Linked DNA regions of Homo sapiens: region 1 is linked to region 2. The links are chromatin loops, found by intact Hi-C in ENCODE. Cell type or tissue: gastrocnemius medialis. All regions are shown on one strand. Links, peaks and the distances in the headings refer to the core of each region. The heading gives the core; the rest is flanking DNA. Region 1 has its middle 5.9 kb from the start of S1PR3. Region 2 holds the start of MIR4289 (microRNA 4289).

What was found. Peaks named below come from ENCODE experiments on the same cell type or tissue, not always from the same donor. Only the 100,000 strongest peaks of a DNase experiment are listed, where the experiment ranks them.
Region 1: it touches region 2 in a loop (2.5-fold over the local background); 17 of 110 quality-filtered maps call a loop at or near these places.

The regions. Positions count from the first base shown.
Region 1 is chr9:88,982,901-88,988,280 of GRCh38, reverse strand. No RefSeq gene overlaps it. Among named protein-coding and RNA genes, the nearest start is that of S1PR3, 5.9 kb to the left of the region's middle. In gastrocnemius medialis, for the core only: no CTCF peak of the experiment used is centred there; no DNase peak of the experiment used is centred there.
Region 2 is chr9:88,745,702-88,751,081 of GRCh38, reverse strand. It overlaps MIR4289 (microRNA 4289), which reads left to right and starts at 5,177; the gene lies at 5,177-5,246. RefSeq lists a silencer at 3,074-3,368 and an enhancer at 3,265-3,953. In gastrocnemius medialis, for the core only: no CTCF peak of the experiment used is centred there; DNase peaks (open chromatin) are centred at 2,341 and 3,101; H3K27ac peaks cover 1,902 bases.

The sequences.
Region 1 (5,380 bases), core at 265-5,264, 240 kb before region 2:
ATCTGTATACTTTTGAAAATCATGTGGCCCCAAACTTAAATATGATTTGAATAAATGTATTATATATCACAATTATGTAATATAACCTTACATGCTTTTTTAATTAAAAAAATGAAATATATTCACTTTCCCAACAATTTAGTGTCCACAGCCTGGTGAGCAGGTACAGTGTGGTTAAAGGACATGCAGTTTTAAGATTCAAACTCAAAGTGAGCCCTTTCTCCAGCAGAACGAGTGCACCGCAGGAGAGCAGAATTGTCTCAGAAGAGCTGAGTAAATGCACCTCCTTTCTCGGTCCCCTCTGCCCTCCCAGCATCTGCTTCCAGGATCCCAGGGTGCCTCCCCAAGTTTCTGGGTCTGAGTTAATCTGCACTATCTCTACTCTTAGCTCTGTTTAGCGTAAAGGCTGCAACAGACAGTCATTATCTGAGTAAATGTGCATGCATGATATTTTTTTGTTTGTCTGAGGCCTCTTCTCAGGAAAATGTGTGTTGGTCACAGTTTGCACACATGAGCTTGACACTTCAAGTCCTGAAGGTTTCCAGAGGAGGACTGCCCCCTGCAAGGTGGGGTCTAACAGATAGTTATGATGGTTAATTGTATGTGTGAACTTGACTGGGGCATGGGGTGCCCAGATATGTGGTCAAACATTATTCTGAATGTGTCTGTGAGGGGGTTTCTGGATGAGATTGACAAGTGAGTCAGTAGACTGAGGAGAGCAGATGGCCCTTCCTAGTGTGGGTGAGCCTCACCCAATTAGTTGAGGGCCTGAGTAGACTGTTATTGAAGACAAAAAGCCAACACTCTCCCTAGTTAGAGAGAAGTCTCTAACTAGGAGAATCCTCTTAGGACTGGAACTGGGACCTTGGACCTATAGACATTGGATGTGTCAGCTTCCATAATTGCATGGGCCAATTCCTTATAATAAAGCCTTTGTGTATGCTATAGGTATACCTCCTGTGGATTCCGTTTCTCTGGAGAGCCCTGACTGATGCAGTGGCCCCAGGGAAAGGGCAGAACCTCACAGATATGGCCACTGTGGCAGAAGGGAGCCCGGAGCTACAGTGGGGATAAGCGGCTTGTGGTCAGTCCATCTGCACCTTGCCAGATATCTCAGAGCCATTTCTTCTCTGTCAGCTTGCTCTACACAGAACTTGGGGGAAATCACTTTAAAATATTGACCCCGATGTGGATTTGTAGAATGAAACTTGGCTTTTTGTATAATAACTCTGTCTTGACCCAAATGAAGCCTTTGACTCACTGCCAGAGCTCTTTAGGGAGGCGTGTTCATTTGGTGACAGAGATGTCTTCCAATGCTGAATCTCAGCACTTCAATTGTGGCTCCACAGTGGTTACATCACTGTGTCCCATCATTAAGCCCTTAATGTGTTCCCACTTCCAACCTCATGGTCAGCCAGAAATCATCAGAAGCTTCAGGAATTGTTCCTTTTTTTTTTTTTTAAGACGGAGGCTTGCTCTGTTGCCCAGGCTGGAGTGCAATGGTGTAATCTCAGCTCACTGCAACCTCCGCCTCCTGGGTTCAAGCAATTCTCCTGCCTCAGCCTCCTGAGTAGCTGGGATTACAGGCGCCCACCACTGTGCCTGGCTAATTTTTGTATTTTTTAATAGAGACGGGGTTTCACCATGTTGATCAGGCTAGTCTTGAACTCCTGACCTCGGGTGATCTACCTGCCTCGGCTTCCCAAAGTTCTGGGATTACAAGCATGAGCCACCGGGAATTGTTCTTTGTACATTTCATATTTTGTAATGATGTTTGTAATATTCAGAAACATAAGTAGTTGTGTGTGTGTGTGTGTGGTGTGGTGTGTATGGTCCGTGTGTGTGCATGTCTCTGTGTGTGCATGTTTGCATGTTTGTGTTTACTGGAGAGGCAGAGAATGTGTCTGTCCCTCTGTGGAAGATGCAAACATGGCCTCTGAGGCCTCTTTTGGTCTCCTGCTTGGCTTTCTGCTTGCTCTGAGCTCTGCCTTCTCCTTTCTTTCCCTGGTTACATCTTGCCCAGGGAGAGTTCGTGTTACCCTCAGGTGCAAGTTACACAGCACATCTGAGTGGGAAACACACACCCACACCAGGTTCATGAACTTCTAGGGGCCTTAAGTCATTGTTGATGAAAAATATATTAGTACCCTTAATAACCAAAAGGCGAACTCAAACAACACAGCACTTTTCTGGGTGAAATATTTTCCCCTAATCCCTTCCCTTGGCTGGTAACAGAATGGGAATTCACCACCACCTTGGGCAAGTGATGACTTCCTTTCCTTTTTCAACCATTATATAGTAAGATGAAACTCTCAAACGACCTGAAAGTGAGATGAAAATCACCTCAAAAGAACCAGTATGATGAAACAAGTTTAAATTAAAAACAAAGAATATTTCAACAATCTGTCTTCAGCATATCCATGTGATGAAAGCAGGTGGCCCCATTGAGTGTGGGTGGGCCTCACCTAATCAGTTGAGGGTCTGAAAAGCCTTCACTCTATCCATCTGAATTGTGAGGACTCAAGTGCAGTTAGACATACGAAATGAAAGAATTATAATAAATGGGATAACAGGCAGGTTTAGCTCTTTTAAACATAGAAATAGTTGTAGAAAGGCCATATGGATATGGTGGGGACAGAGAAGGAATGCCCACTGAGCTTATTGGAGACCATGCTAGGGTTGCTTCATATACCCTTTTATGAAGCAGAGAGGTTGCTGTCATTGCAGCAATGAGTAAATAAAGGCTTGGAGAGGGGACCTCATTCAAGTCTACACAACCCATAAGGAGGAGAGCCATTGATTCTTATAGAACCACACCCTGTCTCCTCTCTCCATTCTGTTCCCAACCTCTTGCCAGTGATATTGATGGTAAACATGCTGTTTAACCACAACGTGAAAGGCACAGGAGCAAATATCCAAATTATTGCAGCAAACAGCTGGCGGGAGACATTTGCTCAGAGATGCCCTATCACTATGAATTGAGCATTGTTATCTACAGTGCATTCTCGGAGAACATACATCAAACTCAGAGTTTGCTACCTGAAGCATCACTTTAGGATCTGGAAAAAAATTAACAAATTATTCTGGCATGAGGAATCGGACTTACACTGGGCAGGATGTAGGGTTTTCAGATGCAGTGGGAGCAGACAGGGAAATAAGAACTCAGCTGGCAGAGGTGATGAGGGTCTAATATGTTCTTGCACATGTGTTTTTGTTAAGAGCCTGTACATTCTGAGAGCCAGGAGAAAGGTTAGAAGACACACTGCTGGGGGAGGCACTCTTGATTCCCTCTCTACTGTTTTGACTGAGGCTTACTGGAGACTCATAGTGAAGCCTGCATCTGAATTCCACAAACGGGCAGTGCCATCTTTAGCAGTCTTGATGCTCTGAGTCAAATTAGTCCAAAAAACTTTCTTGTCTTTGTGGATACCACACCTAGGGGGTGTGGTGGGGGCTGGCTTGCTGGAGGAGTGCTCTTCACTTACAAACTGTTTATACACACTGTAAACTGTAAGTCAACAAAAGTGCCCAGTTGTGTTTGAATCGTTCATTCAATGGCATGCAGTGGATGGGGTGGTTATGCACAAACCTGTTTGCATTCTGCATAGACTGGTTCGGCGTATTCCTCCCCTGCCCCTGGCTCTTTGAACAAGTGTCGACAATGTTGTGGAATAACTTTTCTTCTTCTTGGCTACCAAAAGGTTTACTTTATGGTAGGAATGGAGAGAGAGGGTGGAAATGAATATAAAGGGTAATTGCCAATTTCCTTATTCTTCTGACATCAAAGCCAGTGGATTTTAAGCAGAGAGGACTGAAGGAGTTTTGATGGGGCAATAAGGGCAAATGCCAGCCAGTACTGCTGATCTAGTGCTTATGCCATGCTGGGCACTGTTCAGAGAGCTCTATACACAGAGACAAACTTACTCCTCATAGCAACCCTGTGAGACCAATACCAATATCATCCCATTGTTCGATGAGAAAACCAAGGTACAGAGAAACTTTGTACATTTGCTCAGAGTCACATGGCTGGTAGGTGGCAGAGCTCTGAATTGACCCTGGATACTGTAAAGATGGCTGGGGTGCCTTGTCCAGGTGAAGTTTGTTGATGCATTTTAACCCTTTGGAGGTTGCAACTCCTGAAAGACACTGGGCTGACTTTTTTTGTGGATGACCACCACCCAGGGTGCCTGCAGAGAGCCAGGGGGTCTGGCTGGAGCCCAAGGACAGAGTGGGGAGGACAGATGCCATCACAGACCCTCAGTCTTGCCACTCCCCACATCTACTCTCAAATCTGGAGTACCATGGGCTGGTTTGGGTGAGACTGGATGGAGCCCACCCAGATTCCTTTTGGACAGCCCCAGCTGCAGACCTTGAGGACAGCCATTACAGGCTGGATGCTGCCGTGGGAAGAGCAGTGTGGGGGTGGGGAGAGGGGAGAGGGCTTGCTTCTTGTCTTGCTTTCACCATAACTCTTGGTTAATAAAGAAACTATTTAACCTTTGGGTTTGTCCTTATCTGAAAATGGTACACTCTAGCGATCAGTACAATGTTAAATATTGGGGCATTTAAAAGAATAGTAGGATTCTACAACTTTACACAATATACACATGAGTGAAAAGTTTTTTTTCCATATTAGTTGAATTGAAACCATGCAAAACCTTACCTCTTAATTAAAAAAAAAAACTAAATCTGAGGTTTAAGAGAGAACATGTCTCCATAATCTAAGCTCTCACCTCAAGAAACTAGAAAAAGCTAGCAAAATGGATGTCAAGCAAGCAGGGAAGGACACAAGAAAGATAAAAGCAGAAATTAAATTAAAACAGAAAAAAATCAACGAAACAAAAGGTACATCTTTGAAAAGATCAATAAATTGGCACATTCTAGCAAGACTGACAAAAAAAGAGAGAGAGAGAAGGCAGAGATTACCAATATAAGGAGTGAACAGAGGCTATCGCTACACACCCCACAGACATCAGAAGGATACTAAAGGAATACAGTAAACAATTCAACACACATACATTTTATGACGTAGATGAAATGAACCAATTCATTGAAAAGCACAGCTACCACAGTTCTCGCAATATGAAATAAGCAATTTGAATAGCCCTATTAACTATTAAGAAAATAGAATTTATAAACTCTCATAAAAGAAACTCAAGGCCCAAATTGTGTCACTAAAAAAGGCTACCAAACATATAAAAAATTTCATAACCATTCTACACAATCTCATCCAGAAAACAGAATAAGTAGAGATGCTTCCTAACTCATTTTATGAGGTAAGTAGGATACTTACTCCAAAACCAAAGACAGTACCAAAACATGATACAGACCAGTATTCCTCAAAAATATAGACACAAACATTCTTAAGAAAATACAGCAA
Region 2 (5,380 bases), core at 153-5,152:
CTTCGTGTTTCTCACCCAGCATATGTTCAGGTTGTCATGGTAACCCTGCAGTATCTTTCAGAGGAGTGAGCAGAAGTTGAGTTCAACATGGAGGATTGGTCCATTTGAGTGCAACCTACTGAAATCAATGTGACCTTGGCCTTTTTCATCAACTTAGGCAAGACACATTTCGTTTTTAAATTTTCAAATAAAATCAGGGGTACCTTGGTGGAAGAATAATAGCTGAGAATGCTCTGGATAGGGATAGTGAATGTTTGCTGCCACATTTCCATCCTGGGATTGCTCTGGTTATCTTCTGCTGCATAACAAGCCACCCCAAAAACTCATAGTTTATGATAATGGCAATATTTTTTTCACCACAAATTTGTAACATTGACCGGGACTTGGCAGGAGCAATTTCCCACTGCTTCACACACTTCTGTCTGGGGAAGCTTGATGACTGCTGATGGGATCACCAGTAGGCTAGCTCAGGTGCCTGGTGGGGGACGCTGACTGTCTGCTGGGACCTCAGCTGGGCTCTTGTTCTGGGCACCCATGTGTTGCCGACTACCTCGTATGCTGTGCGCTTCTTCACACAGTGGTGGCTGGGTTCCAAGTGTGAGTGCTCAAAAGTCACATTCTGTCTGTCAGAAGCAAGCCAAACCATATCTAAAAGTTAGATTTCCCCCTTTCAATGAAAGTAGTGCAAAAGGATTTGTGAACGTGCTTCAAAATGACCATGATGCCCATGTCAGATATTGCTAATTAATGATTGAGCCTGGACTCCACTTCAGAATCCTTCCCAACAGTGTTCCCAGTCATCCACTGGCCATTGCTGGAGCTGGCCCTGAAGTTAACGCCCATCTAACACCCTTGTTCTAGGCTAATGGCCCAAGACAGCACAGGACCAGTGCTCTCAGAAACCAAGTTCCTACAAGTCCATAATAAAACCAGATAAATATAAACAGTGTAATAAATTTTTCATAAAGACAACTTTATCCTATTTAAAGATTGTCCATTGTTCTGAGATTATGTACTTCTTACACTTTTGGAGTGTTCAGCTGCCGTTTCTCTTATGAATTGAGGAGATGATAAGGAGCAGTTGTGTTGTTTGAATCTCCTTTTAAAATATTGGTGATCCATGCAATCCAAAAGTCACAATCCCCTGCCCTGGGCCATTTGTTGGTGGTTGAAACTTCACTGTCATAAGCAGTGGAGTGCCACATGGTGCAGACACAAAACTTTGCACATCTCCTCCATGAGTTCACCTCTGAAGGCCCACATGCCACTCTAGAATCACTGCATCTTTTCCCTGCTTGAGTCTCTGGATTGAGCTCGAGTTTTGCTTTTTTTCTCTCTCTCTTTTCTACTTTCTGCCTGGCCATTCTGTAAGCTGCACACTCTTGCTAAGCAATGTGTGTGTGCTCCTGGTGTCATCAGAAGCCCAGTCCTGTGGCAAACACTATCCAGAACTCAGAGCTACACATACCCCTGGGAAATTCCCATGGGCTTGTCAACTCAACAGTGGGGAAACAGGGCCTCGGGACAACCAAGAATCCTGGCCTTTGAGTCAGAGTTGGTCAACATGACTTGGGGAAGATATTAAATGTGGGAACCAAACCAAAATGACATAAGTGGTCTAGCAGTATCTAGATACAAACAACACTGTCTGGGTTTGAAGGAGCCCCTGTGCCCATTGTCTCCTCCCTTGTTAATCAGAGAAATAATTGCCCACTTTACTCCCAGAGATGGGGTCCAAGTTAATGAGGAACTGTAGCAGCTACTTTTAATGCAAATTCTTGGAAACATTAGTAAAGTTGGAAAATATATGGGTCTTCCAGATTATGGAACATAGAAATAGGAAAAGGGAAAAAGGCAAAAGAAAGGAAGAGGAAGAAGGGAAATGAGAAGGTAGAAGACAGACATCCGTGGGGTTACAAGGTACCTTTTACCTAGGGCTGCAGTTTCACTTTAGGAGAAAACAAAAACTGGGCTTTCCTTTGAATGATGTTAAGGAAGTTACCAGCATGGTCCCTCTGTCTCCTCCAGGGAGCAGGGCCTGGCCGAGTCTCATTATACTGCAGATCACTGGTCTTGAGCCCAAGGCTTTACAAGAGAAGCACAAACCCCAACAATTACAAGGGACATTGCTTTCCCATCCTGGTCCCTCCCTACACAACAAGAAGAAAAACAAAACAAGCCCAGATCCTGTAAGCAGGACCCAAAGAAAACATTGTGATGATGGGCTTTCTTCAAGTAAGTGAGCTGACACAAAAGGAAAGGCAGAAAGCTCTTTCCGGCTCTCAGATTTCAAACCACCAGGGAATGTGTGCTGTTCCAGGGCCTCTGAGAAGCCAAAGGCTGGGTTGCACAATCAGCCCTGCTGCCCCAGGCCAAGCATGCTGGACACTGGTCAGTCAGGTGCCTCTCACCTGGACGGTCCAGCCTCCCTCTTTGCCTTCAGCTTCCTCTGGCCACAGGAAGGGCTCAGTGTCAAGGGCAACTTCTTCCTGCTTCGATTCTCAGGAACAGCCATCTGGTATTTGTCCTTCTTGTCTGGCGTCTTTCACTTAGCACACTGTCCTCTGAATTCACCCCTGTTGTCACAAACGGCAGGATGTCCTTCTTTTTTAAGGCTGAATACTACTCCATAGTACAGACATATGCACCAGACTCTAATGAAGTTGACCTCTTAGAAGCAGAAAGTAGAAGGGCAGTTACCAGGGGCTGGGGAGTAGGAAAAAACTGTGTGGATTTTGGTCAAAGGGTACAAATTTCCAGTGATAAGATACTTAAGTTCTGAGGATCCATGAACTGCATGGTAACTATAGTTAATAATACTGTACTGTATGTTGAAAATGTGCTAAGAGAGTAGAACTGAAGTGTCCTCACACACACAAAAATAATGGTAACCATGTGAGGCAGTGGAAGTGCTGATTAGCTTCATCTTGGCCGTCACTTCATGATATGCACATGCATCAAATCATCACATTGTACAATTAACTGTATACAAGCTTTATTTGTCAATTACATCTCAATAAAGCCAGGGGGTGGAGTCGGGAGGGAGGAACTTCTGTCTTGCTCTAGGTTTATGCAGTATCTTGTAAAGACAGCATGAGTCATCATCACTATCTGGCCCAGCCAAGTACTCTGGGGCCCTTTGTGCTGCAAATCGGTTCACACACACCAACCAGTGTCTTCTCATGATGCACAGCTGGAAGTAATTTCTTTTTAAGCTTTAAAAAAATTCAAGACACAGCTTATCCTTGGTGTCCACCCGCAGGTAGTCAGGCCCTGAGAACATGTCACCTGTGGGCAAACGCTAACTTTCCCAAGACCAGGATTAAGTGTTGAGTGGGAGGTGAGGCCTTTGTCCTGCCCCTCTCTCCCTGTGTGGACCGACTGACCAACCCGCCAAAACACTTTGAGAGCCACTAGACATAGTAGCTTACTTCTTCTCATGCAGATATTCCTTGGAGGAGCCTGGTGTATTTATTTTAAGAGTTGCTTTCAGAAACAGAGGACCTCTCTTCTGTTTCACAAAATACATGTCACAGAGAAGAACAAACCCACCCATGGCCAGCCTCTGGCTGTGTAATTGCTACTCTGCACAATAGGAAATGAGTGGCCACGGCACAGGTAGCCCATTTGGGAGTCGCCTAGAGCCCTGTCCCTACAAAGAAATTATAACGTAGCAAAAAACCAGAGGCTCCCTTCCTTGAATATCCAGGCTTAGGCCTAGAGCACGGAAACAAGACCAGTGTAATTACCTCGCATGCATAATCACTGCTGAGACCTGAGAACAGAGGCCGGGCCCTGCCTGGCCTTCGGCTGTCTGGCCATAAGCAAGCAGCCACTGAAACCAGGCAGCTGGGGTGCAGGGTGTTTGTGTGTGTGAAATGGCTCTGCTGCCCCGAAGCAAGGAGCAGGGAGATGGCTTTTCCCTGTGTGGCTTACCTGGGTCAGAATCAACAAGCAGGAGCATAAAACAGAGATCAGACCCCAGGAGGAAATGACAGCCAGGCCCACTTTGTGTGCACGAGTGAGGGTAGGCATGGGGAAGATTCCTGTTTGCTTGTCCCTTTTAAAAAAGCAAAACCGGCACAAGACTGTGGTCAGGAGCTCAGTATACAGGAAGGGGCCGAAGTCTGACAGCCTTCCTCAGAGCCCCGGGTGGCCTGGGGAGGAAGGCATGCTGCCCTGAGACTGCTGTGCAGGGATCCCTGGAATTCTCCTCCAGCATTAGCTGTGGTAGAAGGGACTTTTCTATTTTGTGATTCAATCTTTTAGTTAGATTGCTTGGGGGACTTGATACTAGGAAAATTTTAATGGTTTTACCTAAACAAGGGATAACCTTGTTTTGGAAGCTTATGATATGGAGGAAAGAGTTAACTGTAAAATCGGCAGGCCTGGGGAAAACAAAACCAACCAAGCAGTAGCCAGGGTGGGTGCAGGGCTGTAGCCAGAGCTCCGGGCTGCCCCACGGCACTCCCACTGCGTCAGGGAAGCCTTTTCTGGCCTCCTAGTTAGGAGGCATCTCCTATTACACACTCTTGGAGCATTTTGTAATTCTTCTGAGAGTTTATTACCCTAGCCAATGAATAATTGTGGAATTACTCAATGTTGTCTCCCCCTCTGGAACATGATACAAATGTCAGCTCCATGCCTGACTTGTTTGTTGCGGGATTCCCTGCGCCTAGACTAGTGCTTTGCACATGCAAGGAGCTCATATTCATTGAATAACTGGATGGGAGGGTGGATGGGTGGGTGCATGGATAAGAATGAATGGTTGGATAGGTGGATGGACAGATTGAACAGACAGGCAGGTGGATGGATAGATGGATAGAAAGATGGATGAATATAGATGGAGATAGATGGGTAGATGGATGAATGGGCATGTGGGTAAATGATTGCAGAAATGCATAAATGAATGAGTAGATAGATGAATGGGTGGGTGAAGTGGATGGGTAGATGAATGGATGAGTGGATGGGTGGATGGGTGGATGGATGGATGGATGGAGCCCACAAGGTCATTAAAGCATTTTGTTCTCTAACTTCTGAACTGAACTCCACTGGTTGTCTATAATAAGAGCTTTTACAGAGGGAGGTTGAACACCCAAGCATGTTGGACATGAGTGACAGCAGCTAGCATGGTATCTCTGCCCTAGATGCACTGATGGCAGCAGAGAGCTCTGTCCCTTGGGAGGGCATTGTGCAGGGCTATCAGGCAGTTTCCTGGGCCCTGTCTGCAGAGCCTAAACAGATCACATCTGGCCAGTCTCAACAGGGCCTCCTTACCCTATAAACCATGCATGTATTTATGTAACACTTCAGGCCTGATGGAGACCAGATGTGACCAAATGGTGCTTTATGCGGCCCAGGAATGCTGAAATACCAACAT